Regions from separate parts of the Homo sapiens genome. Here region 1 is linked to region 2. A link is a contact called in ENCODE POLR2A ChIA-PET data. All regions are on one chromosome and are shown on one strand. The core of a region is the stretch at or near the end of the contact, and the rest is flanking DNA. Distances in the headings are between cores, read along the strand shown. Region 1 overlaps VMP1 (vacuole membrane protein 1). Region 2 overlaps CLTC (clathrin heavy chain).

What was found. ChIA-PET counts read pairs that join two places held with the same protein, here RNA polymerase II (POLR2A).
Region 1: POLR2A ChIA-PET joins it to region 2 with 11 read pairs in activated T-cell. The contact joins two enhancer-like sites. POLR2A ChIA-PET finds 5 or more read pairs at or near these places in 4 of 52 experiments (BJ, Caco-2, PC-3 and 1 more).

Annotation. Positions count from the first base shown.
Region 1 is chr17:59,756,915-59,763,346 of GRCh38, forward strand. The region is part of intron 5 of VMP1 (vacuole membrane protein 1); the gene reads left to right. Among named protein-coding and RNA genes, the nearest start is that of VMP1, 52 kb to the left of the region's middle. Within about 2 kb of position 4,982, at least 7 of the 41 ENCODE cell types and tissues checked have a DNase peak (open chromatin) inside an H3K27ac peak, as active enhancers do; they include PC-3, where a contact is called at or near this core.
Region 2 is chr17:59,668,038-59,675,331 of GRCh38, forward strand. It overlaps CLTC (clathrin heavy chain), which reads left to right. Exons shown (of 32, transcript NM_004859.4): 14 at 740-903; 15 at 5,610-5,735; 16 at 6,664-6,806. Among named protein-coding and RNA genes, the nearest start is that of PTRH2, 36 kb to the right of the region's middle. Within about 2 kb of position 1,461, at least 6 of the 41 ENCODE cell types and tissues checked have a DNase peak (open chromatin) inside an H3K27ac peak, as active enhancers do; they include PC-3, where a contact is called at or near this core.

The sequences.
Region 1 (6,432 bases), core at 3,732-6,231, 92 kb after region 2:
TTTTCAGTCCTTTAAATGCTACAAAGTGTGTGAAGAAGGTACAATTATAGTAAATCATGAGCCGCTGTAGTATAAATCCAGAAAACTTGAAAAGTTCAAAATCCAGAAAATGTTTTACTTAATATTAAGCAGCAGTGTACATACTGATTTATCATTTTACTAATATGATTTTTTCACAAATTCAAGTATGAATATATTCACCCCTTTCTTACTATGACCCTAATTAGTGTTTGTGGCACAAGGATTTCTTTCTCTGGGCTTAACATAGATACTATATTATTATCAGAAAACTACTTAAAACTCTTCACTACCAGATTAGGATGGAGATAGATAGATAGATAGATAGATAGATAGATAGATAGATAGATAGATAGATAGATGTGGTTTTGTATAATTTTACCCTTCTAGGACAATTTTTTTTGAATTCTAAGTTTCTCTTAATTAGAAGAACTAGTAGTGTATTGTTATTCTTAAAGCTAGAGTAAAAATTGATTACATAGAATTAGTTTGGTTTTTTTCTAATCACTAAAACTTTTCTAATCACTAAAACTCATGAAAGAATGTAAATCATGGAAATGTAACTTTTTAAACTTATGTAAAAAGAGTTTTTAAAAGATAAAATATCTTTTTCCACAGACAAGTACCTACATCTGCTCTTACTAGAAATCTTACCCTTTCATCTAAGTATAGTTTGCTCTCACCCAGACATACTCCTGCCTGGCCAAGCACTACATCTTTTATCCTGGACAAGGCAAAATTATTCCATTACCAATCTTTGGAAAATATAATGTAATACAGCTCATGAGACTAGATATATGGAACTCTGAAATGAAGCAAATCCAGATGTCCAATATGTTGCAAATAACCAAGCTATCTTGTTGATTTAACTTCGTCTAGAATAACTATACTGAGTTACCAAAAATAAAACAGACCTTTATTTGCCACTTTTTTTTTTTTTTTTTTTTTTTTTAAGACAGGGTCTCATTCTGTCACAGTGGCGTGATCTCAGCTCACAGCAACCTTGAACTCCCAGGCTCAAGCAATCCTTCCACTTCACTGGGACTACAGGTGCACACCACCATACCCAGCTAATTTTTTGTTTTGTTTTGAGAGAGAGGGTCTCTCCATGTTACCCAGGCTGGTCTCAAAACTCCTGGGCTCCAGTGAGTGTCCCGCCTCAGCCTCCCAAAGTGCTGAGAATACAGACATGAGCCACCCTGCCTTGCCTATTTGCCACTTTAAGATGTACTCCCTGTATTGATCTTTACCTTGCCACATGTCACATCCTTTTAAATGTGTTCACACTCATTTTATAGCACAGCAGATGGTCTGTCTTGGCAAATATTCCATGTGTACTTGAAAATAATATATATTTGGCTCTTGCTGGGTGGTATTTTCTATGTTATTCAAATCTTCTGTGTCCATACAATTATCAGTGTAGTTGTTCTATCAATTAATGAAATATAGATGTTGACGTTTTCAACTATGTATGTGCCAGGCATGGTGGCTCACCTCTAATCCCAGTACTTTGGGAGGCCAAGGCAGGAGGATCCCTTGAACTGAGTTTGAGACCAGCCTGGACAACATAGGCAGACCCTGTCTCTACAAAAAATAGAAAAATTAGATGGGGCCAGGTGTGGTGGCTCACACCAGTAATCCCAGCACTTTGGGAGGCCTTGTTGGGAGAATCTCTTGAGCCCAGGAGTTTGAGACTAGCCTGGGCAACATAGGGGGACCCATCTCTAAAAATAACAAAAAAAAAATTATCTGGGCCAGGTGCGCCGGCTCACACCTGTAATGCCAGCACTTTGGGAGGTGTTGGTAGGAGGATCCCCTGAGCCTAGGAGTTTAAGCAACACAGGGAGACCTGTCTACAAATAATGAAAAAAAATTAGCTGGGCTGGGCACTCTGGCTTACACCTGTAATCCCAGCACTTTGAGAGACTGAGGTGGGTAGATCACTTGAGCCCAAGAGTTAGAGACCAGCCTGGGCAACAGGCAAAACCCCACCTCTACAAAAAATTAGCCAGGCGTGGTGGTGTACACCTGTAGTCCCAGCTACCCAGGAGGCTGAGGTGGGAAGATCACCAGAACTCTAGAGGTTGAGGCTGCAGTGAGCCAAGATCTTGCCACTGCACTCCAGTTTGGGTGATGGAATGAGAGACCCTGTCTCAACAACAACAACAACAAAATTAGTTGGTTGTGGTATCTTGCGCCAGCAGTCCCAGTTGGGTGGATCACCTGAGGTCAGGAGTTCAAAACCAGCCTGACCAACATGGTGAAACCACATCTCTACCAAAAATACAAAAATTAGCTGGGTGTGGTGGCGGGTGCCTGTAACCCCAGCTACTTGGGAGGCTGAGGCAGGAGAATTGCTTGAACCCCAGAGGCGAAGGTTGCAGTGAGCCAGGATCGTGCCATTGCACTCCAGCCTGGGCAACAGAGTGAGACTCTGTCTCAAAAAAAATAAAATAAAGAAATTTCTAGCTATAATTGGGGATTTGTTCATTTCTGTGTTCTGTCAGTTTTTGCTTTATGTATTTTCACACTCTGTTATTGGTTGTATACACATTTAGAATTGGTCTGACTTCCTGAGAATTAGACCTTTTATCATTTGTTCCTATGAATCTCTGTTAATATTCTTTGTCATTAAATCTACTTTGTCTAATATCAATTTAGCTACTTTATCTTTTTTATGGATTTTTTAAATGGTTTTTCTTTTCCCATTTCTTTACTCTTTCTTTTCTGGGTTCTTAATATTTAAAGTGGGTTTCTTATAGACAGCGTGTACTAATCCAGTGTGACAGTGTCTGCCTGAATTTATACATTTGGTCCATTTGCAATTAATGTAGTTATCAATATGATTGGGTTTAAGTCTACCCTCAAACTGTTTGTCATATCTAATTTTTCATTCCTTTTTCTTTTTTCTCTGCCTTCTTTTGGACTGAGGATTTTTTTGTTTTGTTTTGTTTTGTTTTGTTTTTTGGTGTTTTTTTTTTTTTTTTTTTTGGTATTGAATTTATTTGCTTGTTTGTTCTACTTCTTTTAAAATTTTTAGTGGTATAGCTAGGTGTAGTGATGCATGCCTGTGGTCCCAGCTACTCGGGAGGCTGAGGTAGAATCTCATGAGCCTGGGCAGTCAAGACTCCACTGAGCTGTGATCACACTACTGCCCTCCAGCCTGGGCAACAGGGTAGGACCCTTTCTCAAAAAAAAAAAAGAAAAAAAAAATTAGTGGTTGTCCTAAGGTTTGCAATATGCTCCATTAACTTACAGGGTGAACAATGAAGTATTGTTTTCTCATTTTGTATAAAATATAACAACCTTATAATAGTGTTCTTCATTTCCTCCTCCCATAATTTATAATTTATGCTTTAGTTGTCATACATTTTACTTCTTGTATATTTTACTTCCTCATATGTCGTAAATCCACAGTACTGTTTTGAAATATATTTTTTTGAAATATATTTTCCCTAGCTCCCAGATTCACAGGTATTTTTTTCTTTGACATTTTAAAGAAGTAATTCTGATGTCCTGTGGTTTGCATTATTTCTGATGAAAAGTCTGACCTATTTTTCCCTGTAGATGTTTTATTTTTATCTACTCTATTGTTTTTAAGACTTTTCCTCTTGTCATTGAATTATAGCAATTTCATTATGACATGATTGTGATGATTTTTAGCAGTTTGATTATGTTTTATTTTCTATTTTCTTTTTTCTTTTTTTGAGATGGCATCTTGCTCTGACGTCAGGCTGGAGTGCAGTGGCGCAATCTCGGCTCACTGCAATCTCCGCCTCCCGGATTCAAGCCATTCCCCTGCCTCAGCCTCCCGAGTAGCTGGGATTACAGGTGCGCACCACCATACCCAGCTAATTTTTGTATTTTTAGTAGGGATGGGGTTTCACCATGTTAGCCAGGATGGTCTCAATCTCCTGACCTCATGATCCACCCACCTTGGCCTCCCAAAGCGCTGGGATTACAGGCGTGAGCCACCATGCCCGGCCTATATGTTTTCTTTTCTTTTCTTTTTTGTGCTGGCATGCAGTGTTGAGATCTCAGCTCACCGCACCCTCTGCCTCCTGGGTTCAAGCGATTCTCCTGCCCCAGCCTCCCCAGTAGCTGGGATTATAGGCACTTGCCACCATGCCCGGCTAATTTTTTGTATTTTTAGTAGAGACAGGTTTCACCATGTTGGCCAGGCTAGTCTCGAACTCCTGACCTCATGATCCACCCACCTTGGCCTCCCAAAGTGCTGGGATTACAGGCGTGAGCCACCGCACCCAGCCCATGTGTTTTATTTTCTTTGTGTCGATCCTGACTGGATTTGTTCAGTTTCTTAAGTCTGTGGATTGATACTTTTCATCAAATCTGGGTCTGTTTCTATTGAGCAATATTTCTTTTGGTTATGAGTTATAATTTGCTGCTTCGCATATCTAGTAATATTATATTGAGTGCTAGTAATTTTTAATTGAATGCTAGATATGTAGTATTAAATTGTTGATTGTATGGATTTTGTCTTCCACTATAGAACATTGATGTGGGGGGAGGGTGAAGGGGACAATTAAGTTACCTGTGGATCAGCTTGATCTTTTTAAGACTTGTTTTAAACCCTGTTAGGGTCAGACTAGAGTAGCTTTCACCTTAGGACCAGAAGGAAAGGTCGTACCTACCCAGGCATGACCTTTCTGGGTTGAATGCTGAGTCTCTCTACTCTAGCTGGTTGATCACAAATGTTTCCCAGGCCTGTGTGAACTCTGGGAATTGGTCAGTTTACAAATCCCCAGTAATTATTCTTTTCCCAGTAGTTCTTGTAGTTCTTTGCCTGGACTTGTGGTCTCACCTTAGCATGCAATGCAGCTTTGTGTGCCAGAGTCTGAAGGGGACCCCTGTGCAGATTTCTAGAGTTCCTTCTCTGTGTAGCTTTCTCTTTTCTGGTATACTGCCTCATAAATTCTGACTGCCTCAGCCTTCTTGAATCCTGAACTCGTGAACCCCAATCTCATTCTCAACTCGGCAGGAGCAACATGCTTTGTTTGGGCTCTTGCTCTTTTGACCATGGAATTTTTGGCAGGCATGGAATGTGTCTACAGACAAGAAGCCAGAGTCAATGTATGGTTTCTTCATTTTTATCCCTTCTCTTAGTAATCAAAGCCCTGTACTGCCTGTAGTACAATGTCTAAAAAGAATTGTCCCATATATTTTGTCCAGTTTTCTAATTGTTTGCTATAGAAATGAAAGTCTAGTATCCGTTACTTCATCCGCCGTGAGACAGAAAACCTTCAGCCATAGACCAGGATCCCTAACCCATGCTCCCACAAGAGTTGGAACCTGCTGCTCAGTAAATATATAAATTTTATATCCTGTGGCAGGTTTTATCCAGTTAGGCTTTTCAATTAATACTATAGCTGTTTGGGTCTTTACCCTCTTGTTTCTTTGTTTAGTATGGTTAAAAATGTGACTCATATTTGCTACATTGTAGTGAGACTTGTAGTTTTTAGAAAATATACTTTAAAAGTAGTTTGAATTATGTGTAACTTTTAAAACTTTTAATCAAAAATTTTTTTATTTGAATTTTTCATATAAACATATTTTTTCATTCAAATCGGTTATATTTAAAAACCATTAAGCTAAAATGTTGAATAGAACTTGTGAGGTTTCCTATCACTTAATATAGTTTAAACTATGAACAAAGGACAAGAAACTGAGTTGTTAATGTTCATTTTGTCTGGGAACCACCACATCTGCCTCAAAGGCTGAGTAATCATGACTTACTAGTGTGGTTATGGAAAATATATGTCAGTTTAGTTGAGTGAATGAACAGACTTCTTTAGAAGAAAGAATTCTCAAATCAGAGACTTGAAAAAACATTCTCAAATCAGATTGTTGAAAATTTCCCTTTTCAGAATAACTAAAAATGAAAACTATAAAGAACTTTTATTTTATTGGATAATGTGTTTAATCTGTTAGGATACATTTTTTATATTTCTGGAATGCAAATATAGCTTTTTCTTTCCTATCTATCCCAGAAATCTCATTATTTTAGCTCCCAGAGCAATTTATTTTTGTTCACTTGAAATTCATTTCTAACTTTAGCTGTAGACTACCTGTAGCCAAAGAGGACAGTAACATGGGGACAGCATGGACAAACTCTTAAATTTTCTTCTTTTTCACTTATTGGCATTCATATGTCTCTTTTGTGTTTTCTAATAGTAAAGGTGGAAGTTACAGCTGATTTCTTCTTTTTTTTTTAATTATGTCTGATAGCTATAATTGTATGAGGAGAAATGTTTCACAAACTATGCAGTTATTCTGAATATCACAAACTTTGGGGTTTTTTTGTAGTATCACAAAATAATTCTTTTTTCCCCCAAGTGTGAAATCTCTTGTGTGCACCTGGCATTTAAAGAAATGATTGTAGATTTCATGGTTAAT
Region 2 (7,294 bases), core at 211-2,710:
TGAAATAAAATTTAATATTTAGTTATTCAGTCACTCTAGCCACATTTCAAGTGCTTAATAGCCACATGTGTTTAGTGGCTATTATATTGGAAGGCAAAGATAAGATTTTCATCATTGCAGAAAGTTCTTCTGGACAATACTGCACTAAATTCTTCCCAAATTATTTTGTATGTTTCCTATAAATTGCATATTGAAAAACACCAGGTATTGGGGTCTTCATTTAAAATTTCCCATATAGGGGCACAATGGTGTATGCCTTTAATAATCCCAGTGCTTTGGGAGGCCAAGTGCTTGGGGCCACAAATTCAAGACCAGCCTGGCTAGCATAGCAAGACACCATCTCTACAAAAATTTTCTTAAAAATTAGCCTGGCATGGTGGCATGCATCTGTAGTTCTAGCTACTTAGGAGGTTGAGGTGGGAGGATTGCTTGAGCCCAGGAGTTTGAGGCTGCAGTGAGCTATGATCGTGCCACTGCACTCCAGCCTGGGTGACAGAGACCTGCCTCAATAAAAAAGAAAAAAAGGAAACATTGGGTTGAATTGTCTATTCTTCAGGATTAAAGTGCAATCCATTTTACTGATCTGATTAATGGAATAGTTAGTATTTTTATCGCGCTTTTTAAGCAACCAACTTATATTTGGGAGTATTCAATATAACAGTTTTTTAATTACATAAATGTTTTTCAGTCATTCTCAAAAGTGTGCCTATGCTTAATTGTAATTACTTGTTTCTTTAAGGTCTCTTTTATTTTCTGGGATCCATTGTTAACTTTAGCCAGGACCCAGATGTGCACTTTAAATATATTCAGGCAGCTTGCAAGACTGGGCAAATCAAAGAAGTAGAAAGAATCTGTAGAGAAAGCAACTGCTACGATCCTGAGCGAGTCAAGAATTTTCTTAAGGTAAGTGGTTTTGAGTAATGTGTTTTCTGGTTGGATTCCAGGTTAGCAGTTCTACAAGGGTTTGGTCATAGTTCAAAAATATTTTTTCCCTAAATGTGAAGTTGTTAGCATTCTTAAGTTGTGTGCTGGATTATTTCTTCCAAACATAATATTCTGTGGTTTCCTTTGAAATACGGAAGGAAATTGGTGAGTAAGAATGACCATCTGTTTAAAAGAAGAAAAAAAAAATAGCACTATTTCAAAGGAATTTCCTTTATTTTAATTTTGGATGGAAAAATTTAGAAAAGTGGTTGTATACTTTCAATGTCATTTTAGAATCATTTAGGCTTTTGAATATTAACATCAGCTTGCTCTTCATACCATTTTGAGGAGCCTCTATTGTAGGCAAAGGGATCTGTTGTCTAAGGAATGTATAGGTTTACCTCTTTCATCAAGTTTGCTCAACTCTAGAAACTAAAATATTGTTATTCATATATAATTCATAAAGGTAAGATCAAACAAAACGCTCAGCTTTGTGACACATTAAATCAGTTAGAGAGGAGTAAGGACCACCTGTGTTGCAGGGAGGAGTAATGGTTGAGAGATTCTGAACTCTAGAACATCCCTAAGGGCAGTTAATTTTGTTTAATGTTTAACTTAGCTTTAGCTTTATTCTTGTAACTGCCAGTTACTTTGTGATGGAAATAAAGCTTTAAAATTGATAGCTATCTATAAAAGGCTAGGAAAACTACAGAACACTTAGATTACTGCTCTCTCACTGCCTATTATGTGTGTGTGTGTACACTATATATATATATAATGATTCCTGAGACTTTATAGAAAGTTCTGAAGTATTTTTTGTCTTGGAAGAATTTTACATTACAAGTAAAACCAAAATGTTTTTGTAGAACACAGTATAGAAAGTAGGCTTTTCCTACTCCCAGATTATCATCATTTGTGTGTGTGGTTGCATTGGCAGATTGTTCTTTTGAAGAATTTACTACCTGGGCTCTAGATTAAATAGCAAAACCCTTAGGGGTTTTAGTGTAATGAAGTAGTCAAAATGTTGAAACTGCTCTACATTTTAGATTAAAAGATACACTTTTCAAAAAAGTATAGCTTTAAAATGTCTTGGCCATCATGAATATTCTGGGTAACCTAGCTGTGCTATGTTTGGACCAAAACTTTCTGGTGTCAAAAAACCCCTCCAAATGAGAAAGATTTGATACTCTGTGCTTGACTAGTGTACCCATACTACTGATTCACTTCCTTCTTTGAGTATCATTACTATTTCCTTTAAAAAAAACAACAACAAAAAAAACTACTACTAGATTCTTTTGGGGGCAGGGGGTGTTGGGTTTTTTTTTTTGTTTTTCTTTTTAAGCTTTTAAGTTCAGGGGTGCGTGGGCAGGTTTGTTATATAGGTAAACTGTGTCATGGGGGTTTGTTGTACAGATTGTTTCGTCATCCAGGTATTAAGCCTACAACCCATTAGTTATTTTTTCTGATCCTCTCCCTCCTCCCATCCTCCACCCTTCAGTAGGCCCCAGTGTCTGTTGTTCCTCTCTGTGTCCATGTGTTCTCATCATTTATCTCCCACTTGCTAGTGAGAACATGCAGTATTTGGTTTTCTGTTCCTGTGTTAATACTACCAGATTCTTAAATGATTTCTTTTTGTTTTTATTGAGCCCTCAGCTTCTATGCTTAAATTGTAACTTCTTTAGCTTTGGATTTTAATATTTGAGTTATATATATATGGAAAGCAAAATGAAATTAGCTATTATTTAATTATCACATTTTTGAGCTTTAAAAAAAATCCTCTAGTAAAGAAATGAAAAACAATCCTCTGGGTACTAGGATGGTACTGCCTTAGGTTTGCATAGCCCATGGGATCTAATCAGATGAAGATTTCCCCTCCACACTTGTGAACTGGGTACAAGCCTGATATAGTAGGGGTGTGGATGTGGATTATGAGCTTTTGAGTCAGTCAGACCTGTTTCAAATTCTACTTAGCCATTGTTTGTTCATTCAGTATATGTCTAGCTGTTACCTCAGGCAAGTTAATGAATATGCCTCAGCCTCAGTTTCTTCAACCATAAGCTATGTTTATTTATCAAGTACCTTGTATACTATAGATGTTTAGGCAGTAACTATTACTGATAAGTGATAAGCCTTGGAAAAAGGTGGAGTCAGCCTAAATGGGATTTCTGTCAGGCAAGTATTTATTTCTCTTTGATATCAATTTGTACTTGACTCTTTGAAGGAATTTACTTCCAGCCAGGATTAGAGGTGAATTTAGGGTCTTACGTCTACATAATTTGACATGGGAGCTCAATACTAAGATGCAACTATCACATTCATCCTCTGATGCCAGTGTTGAGAGTGAACTTATTAGATTCCTTGTTAACCTCCAGTACAGGGTTATGATGCCTCTTATCACTGTTATTAAACTTAATTTTAGAGGTACTAGCTACATGATAATTTACTGGTGTTGTAAGTAAACCCTGTGTCATAAGAAAAATACCCTGACTCTGATCTTGAATATTCAAGTGCCAATTGTGTGTTAGCCACCAGGAATAAAGAGATTGGTAGAACATAACTTCTCCTTTAAGGTACCCTGTGAGCAGGATAAAATTGTGTCATTAGCATCATTTGACTCATGCCCTAAGTTTGTAGAACTGTAAGCTCTCTGTAGAAAGCATATAACTGTTCATCAGACCCATGATCTGCTCCTTGCTACCTTTGATCTTATTTTCTACCTTTCTTTTTTTCTTTCTTTCCTGGTTTAGCTTCAACCACACTGGCCTGCTAGCTATTCCTGGAACTCCCCTAACCTTGTCCTGCCGAAGGGCCTTTGCTTGTGCCCTGTACTACTATTCTCTCATGACCTTCTTTCTCCTTTACCTTCTTTGGGTTTCTGATTGAATGTCAGAAGAGAGGATGTCTCAGGTTGCCTTGTGTAAAATAGAACCCATTCCTACCCCATTTTGCTTGTTTTTCTTTATAACACCACTATGAAACGTCTCCTCCCACTAGAATGTAAGTTCCTTGAGAGAATGGACTCTGCTTCCTTTGTTCCCTGCTGTATCTCCAGTACCTAAGAACAGAGTCTGATACTTGGGTACTCATAAATATTTGTTAAATGAACAAATTTATGTTGAAGAAAACCTCTGACTATGCTAATATAATTTCAAGTTTGATCTTAAAATCTTTAACCATTATAACTGGAGGTTAATTAAACATTTAGTAAGTAATTTAATATTATTAAAATGTTAACATTTCTACCATGTATAAAATCATGTGCAAATTTTAGCAATCAAGAAAATAACCTAGATTTTGTCTACTTTTTAAATCTGAAATTTTCTTTTGGAATACAGTTAGTATTCCACAAAAGTGGAATTATTTGCCACAGAAATTTTAACACCTATGCATGAAAACAGAATAAGTAATCCTAGATTATCTGTAAGTGATAAAGATAACAAAAATATTTTATATGTGTATAGGTAAGATGACTAGTGTGTTGATCCATACTTTTTTGATGTTCATTTAGTAGGAAAAACATGACATACTAAAATTTTTACATAGATAGATGCAGACAGATTCTAGAAATGATCGTAACAGCTATTAGTGCAGAGTTTCCATGGTGTTAAACAATACTTATTTTAGAAAACCTTCCTTAATGTGGAAAATCTGCAGCTTTACAGACATTTTTATTTTTTAATTTAGGATGGCTATATTAAAATTAAGATTTACCTTGGTGTTCTTGGGACACTTCATAGACTAGTCTTCGTATTATTTATAATCGAGTAACTAATATCCCCTAGTCTCAGGAGCCATTTAATTCTAACCTTGAAAATAATGTTCTTAGTGGCCATCACTGGGGAAAGTTCTACCCTACTTAGTTCTGCTTCCCTAGTAGACTGTGTTAGAGGAATCATTTATTGAGGAATGTTTCACTGTGTATAAATGAATTCCTGATGGAAACTGTTGTTTTTTGTGCTCTACCTTATGTCTGTGGAATGTAACAGGACATGTATCAGGTAAATGCCCAGTACAGGTTTTACTTACCTGTCTATAACATCTTCTATGTCAGTCTATAAGTAGGATTGTAGTTTGGTATCTGTAATGGAATGATAAAAGCAGTTGGCAATTTAAAGATATCTTTTCTTTAAATGCTGGGTTTTTTTTTTTGTAGGGGGTGGGTTTTCTTATGGCCACATGTGGTCACCATCATGCTGCTCCTTGTAGGCTTTGTTATAATAGAGTATTAGAGGCTGGTTGTATAGATTGGATGTGGGGAGGGATAGAAAATCATTAGTTTGAAACAAATGTAAGCCATTTATGCCATATGTTTGACAATGTGACTATAGTTATTAAGTTGATTTTAAATACGGTAGAAGTGTTATTACCAGTGAAAGTCCCAGTATGGTGAATTTATCATCTGAGAGCCACTGGCTCAGGTATCTTAATTTGTTACTCTTGTTTTTTGGTAAAGGGTGTGTATGGGAAAGACTTGGTATCTTGCTGTGTGAATCTAAGTATTGCTTAGTAAAAATTTACTGAAACTGGGATGTACACACTCAACTATTGGGACATTCTTTCTTTAACAGAAGAGCTATGTTTGTGTGAGCCTCTCTTGTTAGCGTAGAACAAATTCTCATATGTTACACAGATTTGATACCTCATAGAAGAAATTTAAAGTTTCCTTTTGTTTGTCTTTTTTTCAGGAAGCAAAACTAACAGATCAGCTACCACTTATCATTGTGTGTGATCGATTTGACTTTGTCCATGATTTGGTGCTCTATTTATATAGAAATAATCTTCAAAAGTATATAGAGATATATGTACAGAAGGTAAGTAATATGTAGGTAATGTAAAGGTATAATCTTACTATAGATTTTATTTCTCATATTCTGGAAATCCTTTTGAAACTCTGTGCTCAATAAGAGTGGTCTGCAGCTTTTAACGTGGGATTTTTTGTTTTTGTTTTTGTTTTGGAGACAGGGTCTTGCTCTGTCACCCATGCTGGAATACAGTGGCACAATCACAGCTCACTCTAACCTTAAACTCCTGGGCTCAAGCAGTCCTCCTGCCTTAGCCTCCAAGTATCTGGGACTGCAGGTGCATACTACCATGCCCAGCCTGCTTTTAATACTTTTTCCCCAGCAGAATCCTTTCTTGGAATAAAATTCTACGTGCTTCCCTAGCAAGCCGACTCAGGGAAGGGGGAAAAAAAAAACATGCATGCCAAGTGTGTAAAATATAAGAATAGAACTGCTATTATTGAAAAAGTTGGGTGGCCTAGGGCCTTACTAACTTGATAGACCCTGAGGTATCCATGTAGACTCCAAAGCAGAGTTTTCAAACCATCTTAAATACAGATATTAGATAATTCACCTTCTAACTGTAGAAACAGGCAGTATTGCTATAATGGGAGCCTTTTTATTAGACAGTCTTGCATAGTCATCTTTGACTGTATCTTCTTTGGACTTATTTATCATATGGAACAATGTTTCGGTAACTAACCAAACCGGTAGAGACAGAATATAGTATATGTGCTTTCAATACTTATTAAACCATGAAGTCTTGTTTTTAGCTGGACTTCCTGCTAAATTCCTCTATCTAGTTGCAAATTTAGACCCTCAGTTTATTACTGAATTTAAAAACTGAACTTAAAGAAAAAAAAACTGAGCTTAAAAGCGATAGAGATAAATGCTTTTTTAAAATTCCTCTTTGCTTTTAATAACATAATAACATTCTTCTACTTCTTTTTAACCACAGGTGAATCCAAGTCGACTTCCTGTAGTTATTGGAGGATTACTTGATGTTGACTGTTCTGAAGATGTCATAAAAAACTTGATTCTTGTTGTAAGAGGTCAATTCTCTACTGATGAGCTTGTTGCTGAGGTTGAAAAAAGAAACAGGTGTAGTACCATTTTAACAGGGATAAGTTACTCTTTCTTAACATGGCAATAGATAAAAATATAGGTAGTCATTTGTTCCAAAGCTACTAAATAACACATGGAGAATAATTTCCTGAAGACACCTAACATAGAGGTGATAAGCTAGCTAATAGCACTGGGAAAAAATCTGTTTTCTGAAACATTATAGCTGTCATAGGAGATCTGTTAACTTGGTTGATCATTTTTTTGGCATGTTTATAATTACAGCTATGTGGTTTGACTTTATATGTTTTTATATAAACTATGTACTAAGTCTCCTGTTTAGGTGTGATACCTGTGTATTTAACAACTAATTCTGTACTGATCAATCATGTGGTGTTTCCAACCTGAGAAAGCTGATTAAAAAAAACAGTGTGGTGTTTAAGTGTGAGGCAAAAGAGTTCCCTGTGCAACTCTTGAGTTCAATTGATATTTAATTTACAGTACCTTAACATGATAATATGGATTTC